Regions from separate parts of the Homo sapiens genome. Here region 1 is linked to region 2. Evidence: chromatin contacts called from ENCODE Hi-C or POLR2A ChIA-PET data. All regions are on one chromosome and are shown on one strand. Each heading gives the region's core, a stretch centred on a gene start or an enhancer-like site at or near the end of the contact. The rest is flanking DNA. Distances are from core to core; before and after follow the strand shown.

What was found. Hi-C counts contacts between places; a loop is a spot of excess contacts on that map. ChIA-PET counts read pairs that join two places held with the same protein, here RNA polymerase II (POLR2A). Pooled maps may share reads with other maps.
Region 1: a loop to region 2 is called in a map of pancreas, with 3 times the contacts of the local background. The contact joins two enhancer-like sites. A Hi-C loop is called at or near these places in 2 of 168 maps with a recorded cell type or tissue (Caco-2 and pancreas), 12 of 37 single-sample maps with no recorded cell type and 6 of 50 pooled maps. POLR2A ChIA-PET finds 5 or more read pairs at or near these places in 4 of 52 experiments (OCI-LY7, Panc1, activated CD4-positive, alpha-beta T cell and 1 more).

What each region holds. Positions count from the first base shown.
Region 1 is chr7:26,000,461-26,007,291 of GRCh38, reverse strand. All of the region lies in intron 6 of LOC105375199 (a long non-coding RNA gene), which reads left to right. Among named protein-coding and RNA genes, the nearest start is that of MIR148A, 54 kb to the right of the region's middle. Within about 2 kb of position 1,396, at least 3 of the 41 ENCODE cell types and tissues checked have a DNase peak (open chromatin) inside an H3K27ac peak, as active enhancers do; they include pancreas, where a contact is called at or near this core.
Region 2 is chr7:25,890,739-25,897,851 of GRCh38, reverse strand. No RefSeq gene overlaps it. Among named protein-coding and RNA genes, the nearest start is that of MIR148A, 56 kb to the left of the region's middle. RefSeq lists enhancers at 2,503-2,592, 4,786-4,865. Within about 2 kb of position 3,476, at least 11 of the 41 ENCODE cell types and tissues checked have a DNase peak (open chromatin) inside an H3K27ac peak, as active enhancers do; they include pancreas, where a contact is called at or near this core.

The sequences.
Region 1 (6,831 bases), core at 147-2,646, 110 kb before region 2:
CTGCTCTTCCCAGAGTTGTTATTTTCTATTGCTCTTGGGCACCCACTTGGCTGGGTAGCCTAAGGATGGGTGGGTGGAGGTGGAGGGGTCAGGTCCCTCAACTTGCCACTGATGGGATCTTACTTTCTTCAGGCCTTGAGATCTCAGTGTGAAATAGCTGTCTCTGGGATAGGTGCTCAGTTTTCCAGCCTCTTCCCTTGCCATCCTCTCCAAGCGGTGTCTAGGGCTGATGCAGTAGTTCTCAACCTACTACAGTGTTTGTCTTCAGGGGACATTTGGTGTCCCGAGGTGTTTTTGATGATCACTACTGAAGAGGGGAGGGGAGTGCTACTGGCATCTGGTGGGTAGGGGGCAGGGATACTGCTAAACATTCTACAATGTGTAGGCAGCCTCCATCAGTGAAGAATTATCTGGTCCAAACGTCAATAGTGCTGAGGTGACCACAGAGTAGTAGATCTCATGACAGGGATCTTATTGCTGCAGTCCATGGAGCTGGTGCAGCTTCTCTCCCGTTTACCTGGCTCTCCACCTTAGCTCTCCCTAGCAATGCAGACCTTTTTGAATTTCAGCTTTGACCTGTAACTGACCTGTCTGGTAGAGTTGCCTCACCCCTTATCACCTTATCTCCTGGACTCTCCACTCCCCTTTGCTCCATAGGAACCAGTGTTGGTGAGGGACACTTACTCAGGACTCTTCCCTACCTGACTTACACTGGGCTGCCACTTCCACCCCGCTGTGCCTACCCTGTACTGGCAGGGTGACGCCCAGGACTGGAGTCACCTCCTGCAGTTCCCAATGAAGAGCAGAGTATCAAGATCCCTCACCTTCCAGCCTTCCCCCAATCCAGCTGAAGCCCGGCTCCACCCCGTACCAGGATTCCCATCCAGAGGTGGATGAGGGGGCAGGATTCAGGGTCCAACTGTCTGCTGCCATCCATCAGCCCATCCTTCATCGGCTCCATCTTCTTCCTCTTGGACCCGAGAGGCTTGCTTTGACTTCCCATCCTGCCTGGCTCGTATTCTTGTCCATCCAGAATGGCATTTCTTCTCCCTCTTCCCTGGAGCTATGGAATGTGTGCAGGGAATGTGACTAGGGCGTGGGATGAAAAAACACACCACTCATAGTTTCCAAATATTATTCCTGTTACACAGTCTACGTGGCATATATTCTCCCAGGCTTCCTAGCACAGGCGAGACCATGAGACCGTGGAGTGCCTTCGGTGAGAATTATCATTTCTCTCACTCTGGGAACACAGCAAAGGAAGTGATAGAGAGATAGGATGGCAGCTTCTCAACATATGTCTGTGAATGTATCATTCCTCAGTTTCTCCAGGAAACTCTTTCTTCACTTCCCTGAGTTAGGGCGGTGCCCCTGATGACGTCACGTGGGCCTTTCCAAGACTTTGAGCAGCAGCAGGTCAGGTCAGCACCTGTGCACTGTTTGCCTGGTTTATCTTGTTTTCTATGGGAAAAGCTGCAGCTGTTAACTCTTAATAAAGAGTTAACAGCAGTCACCTCATGACAGAGGTTGAGACTTTGGCCATGTGTTTTATTTAATAACAGTGCTCTACTCTGCTTCTGCCAAGCTATCTTTGGGAAACGTGTCTCAAGCATTGTGCTAATCTTACTGTGAACTCTTGAAATCTTAAAATAAGAAAAGATATACACATATATATCTCTTAAGAAAACATTATTTCATTACACTATAATTTTTGATTTCAGTAATTATGATTTGGCAAATTTATTTTTATCTTGCAAGTGGCAAAATGCAATTAAATGATATCAAGTGTAAAAGAGAAATAATGACGTTTTCTTTCCATAAATCATTTGAAAAAACTGTAGGACTTTATATTCTTTTAATAGTTTTTGCAATTTAAGCCTCGTGTTTATACCACTTTATGAAGGTGATTTTTTTAAAAGCATAAGTTTGTTTTACTATAAATTATAATTCTGTAAACATCAGAAATGCAAACTTGTGGACTTCTGTTCATGTTTATATGTCAACATACTTAAGTGCCAGCAGAAGTTCTGTGATCAATAAGACACAATTTATATGCATTATTTTGAAGCGTCCTTGGCTGGAAATGTTGGTTGGCAATATCCAAATTATGGCTGAATATGAACGATGATAATCAATAAGAAGGGTAACATCAATATGGCTGTGGTGGCAAGCTCTGTTTCAGCAGGGGAAGTAAAGCAGCTATTGATTTGAATGAAGCAGATAAACCTAACCATAATTTTAAGTAGACTGGTGGGTCCAACTGAGAGTTTTATGATGCTAAAATTAACCCTTGTGTTGCTAGGGGCATGTAATTGCTGCTAGCAGTCTTGTGTGATTTTGTGTAAAGTTTGCCCCTACAGTAAATTTAGACCCAATGAAATAGCTGAAGTATTTTGTTTGCATTTGGAGTTAACAAATAAAATATACCAGACTTTTATTCTGATATCTAGTAATGTCAATCAAGAAGATAAACCAATGCAATTTATTAAATATCTTGAATTTAGGTTGCGTTTTAATCTTAGGTCAATGATTTCCATCTCTGACTGCTATTACCTGGAGAACTTGAAAAACAAAACTAAGCAGCAGACCCATTGAATCAGTCTCTCTGGGTCCTGGGCATGGGTATTTTAAAAAATAAACGATGATTTTGATATGCATCAGGGATTAGAACTTCTGACAAATAATCTTGTGAAGGAAAGCTTTAAGTAGTTCAACTAGTTTGCAATCCAATTAGTTTCTATTATAGTTTAATTTTAGCTGAAGTACAGGTAGTCTTTTTTATTTTTTTTTAAAAAAAGCAATCTGTGTAAGATCAAAGGCGGGTGTAACTTAGATATCCTCAGGGTGTCTGTGGCATTCACAACAATGGGTGAGCCTCATGATGGTCACCTGGAAATATTTCAGTTGATCAATCCATCAAGATGGTGAGGATCTGTGTTCTCAGTGAGCCCTTTCCTCCTCATGAGGTTGGAGTCGCTTCTGAGGGATTCCCTGAAAGAGCTAAAAGACTGTGAGTATAAGGTATTAAAAAAAAAAAAAAGAAAGAAAGAAAAAAGAAAAGACTGTGAGTATAAGGTATTAAAAAAAAAAAAAAGAAAGAAAGAAAAAAGAAAAGACTGTGAGTATAACGAATCAGGTTTTGCATCTCATTCCTGCCACCTACTTGTCCTGCCCCAGGGCTGTGGTCTGTAGATCCCCAGCATCACCAGGTGCAGGGTAGCAATGCAGAGTAGCAATGCAGAGTCTCGGGCCCTACCCAGAACCATGAACCCGATTCTGCTTTGTAAATCCCCTCTGCTTCCTGGCAGGGTGTTTGGGAGGATCAAGTGCATGATATAAAAGTATCTTTGTATTTTTTATTGTAGTAAAATACACATAAAATTTTACCATTTTAACCATTTTTAGGTGTGCAGTGGCATTATTCACATTGTTGTGCAACCATCACCACCATCTAGCTCCAGAACTTTTTCTTTTTTTTTTTTTTGAGACAGAGTCTTGCACTGTCACCAGGCTGGAGTGCAGTGGTGTGATCTCAGTTCACTGCAACCTCCGCCTCCCTGGTTCAAGCAATTCTCCTGCCTCAGCCTCCTGAGTAGCTGGGACTACAGGCGTGCACCACCACACCCAGCTAAGTTTTGTATTTTTAGTAGAGACAGTGTTTCACCATGTTGGCCAGGATGGTCTCGATCTCTTGACCTCGTGATCCATCTGCCTCAGGCTCCCAAAGTGCTGGGATTACAGGCGTGAGCCACCGTGCCCAGCCCAGAACTTTTTATCTTCCCAAAGTGAAGCTGTGTGCCGTGGAACACGAACTTTAAATTCCCTTTTCCCCTTGGCCCCTTGCAACTACTATTCTACTTGTGAGTTTGACTATTCCAGCTGGCACATCTATGTGGAATCATATAACATCTGTCCTTTGGTGACTGGTTTATTTCACTTAGCATTATGTCTTCAAGGTTTATCCGTGTCGTAGCATGTGCCAGAATTTCATTGCTTTTTAAAGCTGAATAATATTTCAATAAATGTGTAGACCACATTTTGTTTATCCATTCATCTTTGACATTTGGTTTATTTCTATATTTTGGTTATTGTGAATAATGCTGCTATGAACACAGGTGTACAAATATCTGAGTCTTTGCTTTCAACGCTAGAAGAGGAATTGCTGAATCATATGGTAATTCAATGTTTAATTTTTTGAGGAATTACCAAATATTTTCCACAGCAGCTGCACCTTGTATATTCCCACCAGCAAATGCCCAAGGGTTTCAATTTCTCCCTATTTTCACCCATACTTATTTTCTTTCTTTCTTTTTTTTAATCGTAGCCATCCTAATGGGCGTGTAGGGGTATCTCATTGTGGCTTTGATTTTTCGTTTCTCTAATGATTAATGATATTGAGCATCTTTACATGTGTAAAGTATTTATTTATTTATTTATTTTTTGAGACAGAGTCTTGCTCTGTTGCCTAGGCTGGAGTGCAGTGGCGCAATCTTGGCTCACTGCAAGCTCCGCCCCTCCAGGTTCAAACCATTCTCCTGCCTCAGCCTCCTGAGTAGCTGGGACTACAGGCACCCGCCACCACACCCGGCTAATTTTGTGCATTTTTAGTAGAGACAGAGTTTCACCGTGTTAGCTAGGACGGTCTCGATCTCCTGACCTTGTGATCCGCCCACCTCAGCCTCCCAAAGTGCTGGGATTACAGGTGTGAGCCACTGTGCCTGGCCTACGTGTGTAAAGTATTTTTAAATACCATATATGCTGTTGCAATTTTGAGATTATTATACTGAATTTTGAAAGCACTCACTGCTTTGTTTAAGAAATCTTATAGATGTCCATCAGCTGTCTTAGGAGTAAATTAGCCAGATTTTCTTCTGGAGCATAAGTGAGCTATAAATATTATCTGAGACTTGAATTACACAGTCTGAAAATATTAGGGTGTTTGCCTCAGTTTCCTCATCCATAAAATGGAGGAAATAATCCTACTTTATAATTTTGAGAAGTGAGATAATACATGAAAAGTGCTTAATGAGTATGTAAGAAGTGTCAACTGTACAAGGTGGCAGGAAAGGGTCATTACATGATGGTTCTGAGAAGAGGAGGGACCTGAGCTGGCTGATGCAGAATGCACTGGATGGGGAGGGGCAGGGGAAAGAAAAGGGAGTATTTGGAGACCAGGAAGCCAGTCAGTGCAGTCATGAGTTGTTCACGGAGTGTTTGGTGAGCTTGTTCATGGTAGTGAAAGGCATTGGAAGATAAGGCAGGGAGGGTGGGCTGAGACCAGGTGGTAGGGGCACAGAGGAGTTTGCCAAGAAGTGTGGGCTTTTGAAGGCAGTGAGGAACCACTGAAGGTTCTGTGTTCAGAGTGAGATGATCAAAGCCAGGCTGCGTTTATTGTTCTTCCAGGCAGCCATGACCCTCGAGCCATAACAGTTGCATTCCATACCCAACGCTTTGATCTTGACCATTGCCGCTGTTTATCTTTTGGGGAGTACCTTAGATATTTACAAAGTGCCATGTAATCAGTTTCATTAGTCCAGAGATAAGATTAATTAGATGTTTAAGGCAAGTCAGGACTGGACTTGGCTTTGAAAACCTCAGGCATTAAAGGAAGGCTCAAATGGTGATTCTCTCTGCAAATCTGTGAACTTGTGATTTCCTCAGTGATATTTTTACTATGCAGAACACCATACCAAGAGTTCCTCCAGTTGGTAAAGCCTGGTTCCTGTCTTCAAGAAGCTTACAACCTTATCAAGGAGGGGTGGAGTGCTGCTTTAATACAAAATGGAGTGCAGACATATCTTGTTTTGTTGCACATTGCTTTAACACACTCCACAGATGTTGCACTTTCTACAAATTGAAGCAACCCAAATTTGTGGCAACTCTGCATTCAGCAAGTCTGTCTATGCTATTTTTCAACAGCATGTGCTCACCTCATGTTTCTGTGTCACATTTTGATAATTCTCACATTATTTCAAACTTTTTCATCATTACTATATTTGTTACAATACTGTTGGTGATCAGCTATCTTTGATATTGTTATTTTAATTGTTTTTGGGCACCATGAACTGCACCCATATAAGACAGTGAACTTAATGGATAAACGATGTGTGTATGTGACTGCTCCATGCATCAGCCACTCCCCTATGTCTCTCCCTTTCCTACGGCCTCCCTATTTCTTGAGAAACAACAATATTGAAATTAGGCCAATTAATAACAATGGCCTTTAAGTGTTCAAGTGAAAAGAAGCATTGCACATGTCACTTCAAATCAAAATCCGGAAATGATTAAGCTTAGTGAGAAGAACATGTTGAAAACTGACATAGTCCAAAAGCTAGGCCTCTTGCACCAGTTAGCCAAGTTGTGAATGTGAAGGAAAAGTTACTGAAGAAAATTAAAAATGCTATAGTGCTATTCTAGTGAACACATGAATGATAAGAAAGCCTTACTGCAGGCTGGGCGCAGTGGGTCACACCTGTAATCCCAGCACTTTGGGAGGCCGAGGCGGGTGGGTCACGAGGTCAGGAGATCTAGACCATCCTAGCTAACACGGTGAAACCCCGTCTCTACTAAAAATACAAAAAATTAGTCAGGCGTGGTGGTGGGTGCCTGTAGTCCCAGCTACTCGGGAGGCTGAGGCAGGAGAATAGCGTGAACCCGGGAGGCGGAGCTTGCAGTGAGCGAGACTCCGTCTCAAAAAAAAAAAAAAAAAAAAAAAAGGAAAGCCTTATTGCTGATATGGAGAAAGTCTGAGTGGTCTGGATAGAAGATTAAATCAGCTACAACACTCCCTTAAAACCAGAACCTAATTTAGTGCAAGGCCCTAACTTTCTC
Region 2 (7,113 bases), core at 2,227-4,726:
AATAGAGCATGTGGCAAATATTTCAAGCTAGCAAAGTTTGACTAGGTAGTGGAATCACTTTCATGACTAAAGAAAGCTATACTGAATGTGTAGGAGTGAGGCTCTAGGGAGCCTCACTAGGAGAAGCTCTTGCAAGATCCCTGCACCATGTGGTAAGCTGGTTTCTTCCTCCGTGGTCTTTGGCCCTGGCTTGTTTTGTGTGATAAAAAGGAAGAGTCATCGGAGAGCTTCATATACAGCGAACACAACCTCAGAGATACTTTGGAGCTTTCTGGGTGGGGGAGAAAGACGTGGCAAAAGCAGCTGAAGGATTCAGGGTTAACACTTTGCCTTTTGAAGAGACTTCAGTTCTTGGAGGGCTTCCAGTCTGAATTTGGGGAATTCATCAACAGGAAAACAAATAGCTGGCAGGCTCTGTATTTACTCTGCCCTTCTCAAGGTTGCAACATAAATCTCCCAACTTGGAAAGCATTAAGGCCGAGGAGACATTTTGTGAGTTCAGGGACTCTCCTCCAGTCTGCATGAACCACGTCTACCCTCATTTCGGGAAAACACAGGCACCAGCCCTCAAGGTGCTGCGGGAGACAGTACTGACACTGTTTGACTCGCTTGGGGCAGACTGGGGAAATGAGAGCTGGAAAACTTGAGTTCTCAAGTGAGAGCTGTTGGTCTGCTTTGGAAAAAACCCACTTACGCCAGGAGAATGAAAGCCCTGAGAAGTTCTCACTGGGTGAGTTTATGGCAGGCTTGCCATGAAAAATACCCAATGGTTCTTTGATGGTGCCCGAATTGTAATATAGCTAGATCAATTCTGGAAGCAACCTTCTTCAACACCACTGGAATATGTATGCTCCCATGCCCAACGTTTCCAATTAGCAGAGAAGCTAATGCTGGAAACCATTACATATAATCCAGAAAAACTGTCTATGTAACATTATAAAAATTGAATATGTGTCAGAAGTGGATTTAGATTCTTTGGGTTAATATTATTTTTGCAATTAAGTAAGGAACTGACATTAATTTACTTGCTCTGTGTGATTAGGTTAATTTACTCCAGAATAATCTTGCATTTTAAAAATTAAAAATGGTAGCTGTATCTTCTCATTATCAATCAAACTAGCAGTGGCACTACAGAAACATCGTCATTTTGTACTCAACTGTGCTCTTATAGACAGTCAAATAAGCACTAAAAAATGACAAATTACCATGCTCTGATAGATCTTCACGTTTAAGTACCTACAAATAACTGTCCATTTGTGAATGGTTAAGCTTAATCCATTATTTTTCCTATAAGCAAGATAACCTCTTTCATAAATAGATATCTACAAATAATACTTAGAGCAGTTTAACTCTTAGATATAATAATGCCACAGTATGTAGAAAACGAAATAGGCTTACAAAAATAAAGCTAAATAGTTTATCCTTTTTTTGACCTTCACAAATGTAAGTGTTCTATCTATGGCTCTATAAATTGTTTAAATCCTTTAATGATGCAAATGCGCTGATAATGTTCCTATACTTGCTGGAACTATGGTTCTGTTAATATTTTGAAAATTACTTTAATTAACCTTATCTCATTTTGTAGTAGTTATAGAACACTTTTATATTTTTTAACTGTGCACTAATTTGTTTCATCATTAACCTTGGGTTTTACCCTTGGTAATTATGGTAATTCATAATTTGGGTTGTGTCAGGTGCTAGTGGATTCAAACAATACATATTGTGGGAACCATCAATAGCTTTGGTAGTCAGGATTCTTTAGTTTGCAGGGGACAGAAAAAAGGCTTGGCAGGCTGGAGGGTAGAGGGGCAGGGTTCCGCAGAAGATTCCCAGGAATGGTTTTTAGTTGGCCAAGGACTCTGGTGGAGGAAGGGGGATGCTGAGTGGCCTAGGTCAGGCACTTACCCGACCCTCCCTAACTCCTCCTTCTGAAATCAGAGAGGGAGGAATCTGTGATAGAAGAAGGAGGAAAAGGAATGGATAGCCCCAAACACTGCGCACTATAATAGTTAATCATATTGATAGTGAGCGCGCGGTCTCTCTCTCTCTTTCTCTCCAGGCAGCCAAAGACTGCCACCATATGCAACTGGGTCCTGCATTTTTCATCTGCATCACCAATTTGTCACTCGAAAACCCAGGTCTCAATCCTCCCTGATTTTTCCAGAAACACCACTAGTATCCAATTCAGTAGGTCCCTATCATGGGCAGTGCGGGGGCGCCGGGCGTGGGCGACGCTCGTGTGTGACTCGCAGCTGGGCAGCCATCCCCGCGGGCGTCCTGGCTCCCCTTCCCTCTGAAAGCGCCGGGGCGGGCCAGCAGGGGGCGAGTTTCATTTCCGCACCGGAGACCCAGCCGGAATCACAAATGCCGCGAACTACACCCTCCTTTCCTGATCTGGCCAGGAGTCTGTGTCATTAAAACTCTCAGTTCTGCTTTTCCCTATATTAACATTATCTTCATTTTGAGCACATCACGTTCAGTGACAGAAAAGGAGATCCCATGAGTCACTGGAGGTAGACTTAAAATAGCTTAAGGATGATATTTCATGGATGTTAGTGACATCAGTCGAAGAAGCAGTGCTTTCAAAGAGCAGAATTCCTCATATTCACTCTTCGGATACCCAGCAGTTTTCCAGGTCTTGGTCTATACCCAGCCTTTTTCTTGGAGGAAGGTGCTCATCTTCCCACACAGGCTACACAGGGGGCAGGGAAAGTTGGGACAGGTGGCACAAGGCCATGTGAAGCCCCCCGTCCTCCTGCCGGGGCATCTTACATATTGCTGCCACTGCCGAGGGGGCATATCTGTGTATAGCTGCCCAGCAGAGTACAGGGAAGGTGTTATGTGGGAAGGAAGACTCCTGGGTGGGTAGGAGTTTGGGCTAAGTCCCTCCTGGTCCAGGTAACTTAGCTGGCCCCTGCAGATATGAGTGGTGGGAGACGGGATCCGGCGGGTGAGAGAGGGGAACCACAGAACCACAGGCTTTTCTCAGGTCGGGGAAAGACCTTAGAGATCACTTAGCTCAATGTCTTCTTTTCCTGACGCCCAGGGAAATTGTGAACAAATTCACCACCACAGAACTAGGCAAGTCCCCTGGTGGGCAAATGGACACCTTCACAGAAGCCATTTTCTTTCCTTGTGTATTATGTATCAAAGGCTAACTGTTTAACAAGCAACCCCGTGTCACAGTGGCTTAACACAAAACAAGTTATTTCTTGCTCTTGGACCACTGAAAGCGTTTCTTGGACAGCTTCCATGCAGTGATTCAGGGACCCAGGCACCTTTCATTCTGTGGCCCCACCATCCCTAAGGGCCTTAATGTTTGCTGCTGAGTACTCTGCATCTGGCTGTGACAGGTAGAGAGAGAGAATGAAGGACTGTGCAGGAGGTGGGCAGGCCTCACTGCCACTCACATTCCACTAGCTAGACGCCACTCTCAGGGCCAACCTTCCCCCAAGGGGAGCTGGGAAATGTAGTCCAGCTGTGTGCACAGGAAGCAGATAGGATGGCTCGGGGCAAGCACACAGCAGTGTCTGCCTCACCTATCTTCAAAGAAAACAGTCTTTGAGTTCTTTTGGGTTATTTACACTGGGTAGCAGAAGGCACATGATCTTTGGAGGTGGACAGACTTGGGTTTGGATATTGGCAGTGTGACCTTGGGCAAAGAAGTAACCTTTAGCCTCAGTTTGCTCAGCTGGTAAATGGGGCTATCTTGTGGGTATTACCTGAGGTAAGGAATGTAACTTGTCTATGTTACCACGTGGTCTCACATGTTTGTTTGTACAAACCAATGGGGCTGGGAGTATTGTTGGGGGAGGAGGAAACAGACTTCCTGTGTCCCATTTCCCCCACTCTGGATGGCAGCACTGCCCAACAGCTTCATTAGACGCCAAGAGTGGTGGCACTTTCTTCTGTCACTTGTTAAATTTCGATGTAGTTCATTCTAATCAATATGGGACTTTGGAAGGAAAAAAAGCATTCCCCAAACCCACAAGCAACCATTTTATTTGATTCATAAAAATTCAGTCACTGAGAAGGCAGTTCCAGCAAGAGAGTTTTGATCCTTCTTGCTCAGGCTGAGATGGTCACATCTAGAAAGCAGTGATTTTAAAATCCTATTTTCTTCTGAAAAAAAAAAAAATTTTTCTGAAGGGCAGTGAAAAGAGAAATAATCTAAGCTGAAGTGTCACTTTTCACTTATGGATATTGATGCTCTAAGACTAAATCTGGCTGACAGGAGTAAAGAGAACTGCCTTCTCATCATGGGTGAGACCCTGCAGGGTGAGATGTGGCTCAGGTATCATGGTGTGCCCAGGGACTGGCACATTAGGGGCTTCAATAAATATTTGCTGGTTAAATTAATAGGTGATTGAAGACAGTTACAGAAGTAATAACAACGAAAACAATTTTTTGGCCTGAAACGTCACTTTTTTTTTTTTTTTTTTGCGGGGTGGGTGGAGGGGAGGCAGTGGAATCCTGCATTTTAGTTTTTGGATTCCCTGAATGGTTTCTTCAATCATAAATGTTTGCTAAACACACACACACACACACACACACACACACACACACACACACACGCTCATACACGCTCATACACATGCCGACATTCTATAGGAAGGTAAAATAAAGAGGAAGCCCAATTGTGTCTGCCTTTTTAGGGCATTGTCCTTTAAAATAACCTTCCAAGCCTAGCTAGTTAAGCTTAGTGGCGATAAGATATTGAAAGCAATAAATAAATCCACATACGGATCTCAGAAGGTTAACAGTTTTTTAAGAAATTATTGTTCAAATCCAAGGGTAAAATGGCGCCTGAAATTACAAAACGTGGTCCTGTAGTGCCCTCTGGTGTCTTTTGCCTGGAATTGTCAAAGTCTGCCATTGCACCTAGCTCTAGTTATTAGCATAATCTTGATTTATTTGAGTCCGGGACTTTGGGGCCCTGGCTGATTTGGAGGGGAAGTGGGGGACGCAGGAAGCTGGGACTACTTTCTTTCAGGCCTTTTTTCAAATGGGTTACCAGCACAATGTAAAAATAATTTTATATTAACCCTGGTATAAGATTTAAAAATTGAAACGAATCATTATCTTGAAAAGAAGCCTTTTAGCTCCAAAAAATTATTGGCTTTTTTTCCAGAAGGCATATTATGCAGTTTCTTTTGTCCATTAAGCTATTCTTTGCAAATCAATTGGACAGAGGACATTTTTTAATTTCAGAAATTAATTATCACATGTAATAACTGAACCATTCTTTATTTTTTCTTGATACCCATTCAGTTAAATAAAAGACATGTGAGCTAGTCTATGAAATAGAATAAAGATTATGAATAAAATTAAAATATTCTAAAAGACAGTATTTTTTATGTTAAAAAAGTGTTGAAATTTATTCCATAAGGATGTTCATATTTTGAGGAAGGGGAAACTAGTCAAATTATACATATTTGGCAAGTGAAAATGGTGTAAGGCAATCACTGAGAGTTTTAGATTGTTAGTATTTGTTAATGAATCTGGCTTAACTCTAAATGCTGCAGCCAACATGGTAAAGTGCTATGAAAAAAGAAGGGTCTTCTTTCACCACCTTCTGTGAAGATGAAAGTCAATTTAATTCAATTTGTAGGTATTTAATGGGTGGCTCTGAGCACCAGGGACTGGGCTTAGGCCTGGCCTGGGTGGAATCCCTGACCCTCAGGAGCTCCAGGCCCAGGAGGGGGACATGTTGGCAACACCCGCCATTTGCAGTCCAGGGGATGCAGGCTGCGCTGGAAAGAGAGCATGCAGGAAGGAGCCTGTGAGATTGAAGGAATCAGGGGAGGCCTCCCTGGAGGACATGACCTTGGAAGATAGGAGTCAGCCAGGTGGGCAAGAGATGCAGGGCATCACAGACACAGGAAGGGCCAGCAGAGCACTTCTTTGGAGCAGGGATATGGAGGGGAGGAGAGGTCAACCTAGAGAGGGTCCCCAACATGCTCTACTGAGCCAAACAGTTTTATAACAAGAGCCTGGAGTGCTCTGCAGGGTTTAGGCCAGAGAGGGATACGTGCAGCCCAGTAGCCCAGAGAACATGGGTTGGAGGGGAGCCAGCTGAGGTTGACCACAGATTCTCAGTGGAAGGACAGTGCATGTCTCAAATTCTTCTCGCTTTGTGACAATAGTCACCAACGTTTATGAAGACCCTTGCAGGCAGGAGTGCAGAGCAGAGAAGAGACTGGAGCTTCGGCACTTGGCAAGACCTCCCTGAAAGGCTGGCTTGCCCACTGCCAACTTTGGGCGGGTTTCCTGACCTCTTGAAGCCTCAGTGTTTTCCCCAGTGAACTGGGCATGATGAAACTACTTTCCAGGATTGGAGAAGGTGTATAGGATGTGATTGGCAGAGGGGCTGGCACATTGCAAGTGCCTTGTAAATGATACTTGACTTTTATTAAAGGGAAAATGATTCACATCATAAAAGCTCGAGATCAAGCCAGGCCCCTGCATATAATCTCATGGCAACTCCAAACCATCTTATAGCATCTGGTTATGTATATTTTTATATGATTATACGATTAATGTCTGCTCCTTCTTCTAGCTCCACAAAGGCAGGACTGTGTCCTGCTGACAGCCCATGTGAACCTTGTCACCATGGTTCATGTGCATGGAAGGTGCTAGAAAATAGCCATCAAATGAAGGACAAGGAGAATGGCTGGGGACAGCTCTGCCAACATCTTCTTGCTTTGGTGATGACAGAACTAAAAAATGGTAAAGGAACCCAAATATTTCCCATAATACTGTGATTCTGGGACTGAAAACTTGTTTTGTAACGTACAGTTGAATTAGGGGCATTAGTGTCCTCATTCTAGCCAAGTGGGAGGACAAAGTAGTGGTTGACAGAACTGGCCTCTGAGTCAGAAAGACCTGGATTAGGGTTTCAGTTTCATCACCAACTTCTCTGCGCCTGCATTTGCTCATCTGCAGAATAGGGATGAGATGCTTTGTTTGCAGAGTCCTGAGGACTAAACAAGGCAACCTACTTAACACCCTTAGCACAAACTCAACTCCTGTTTTTAGGTGGTATTGATTATTGACTTTATGGATGAAAAATGTCTTTCAGATTCTGGTTCGCTGTTCTGTAGCACGGGAAAG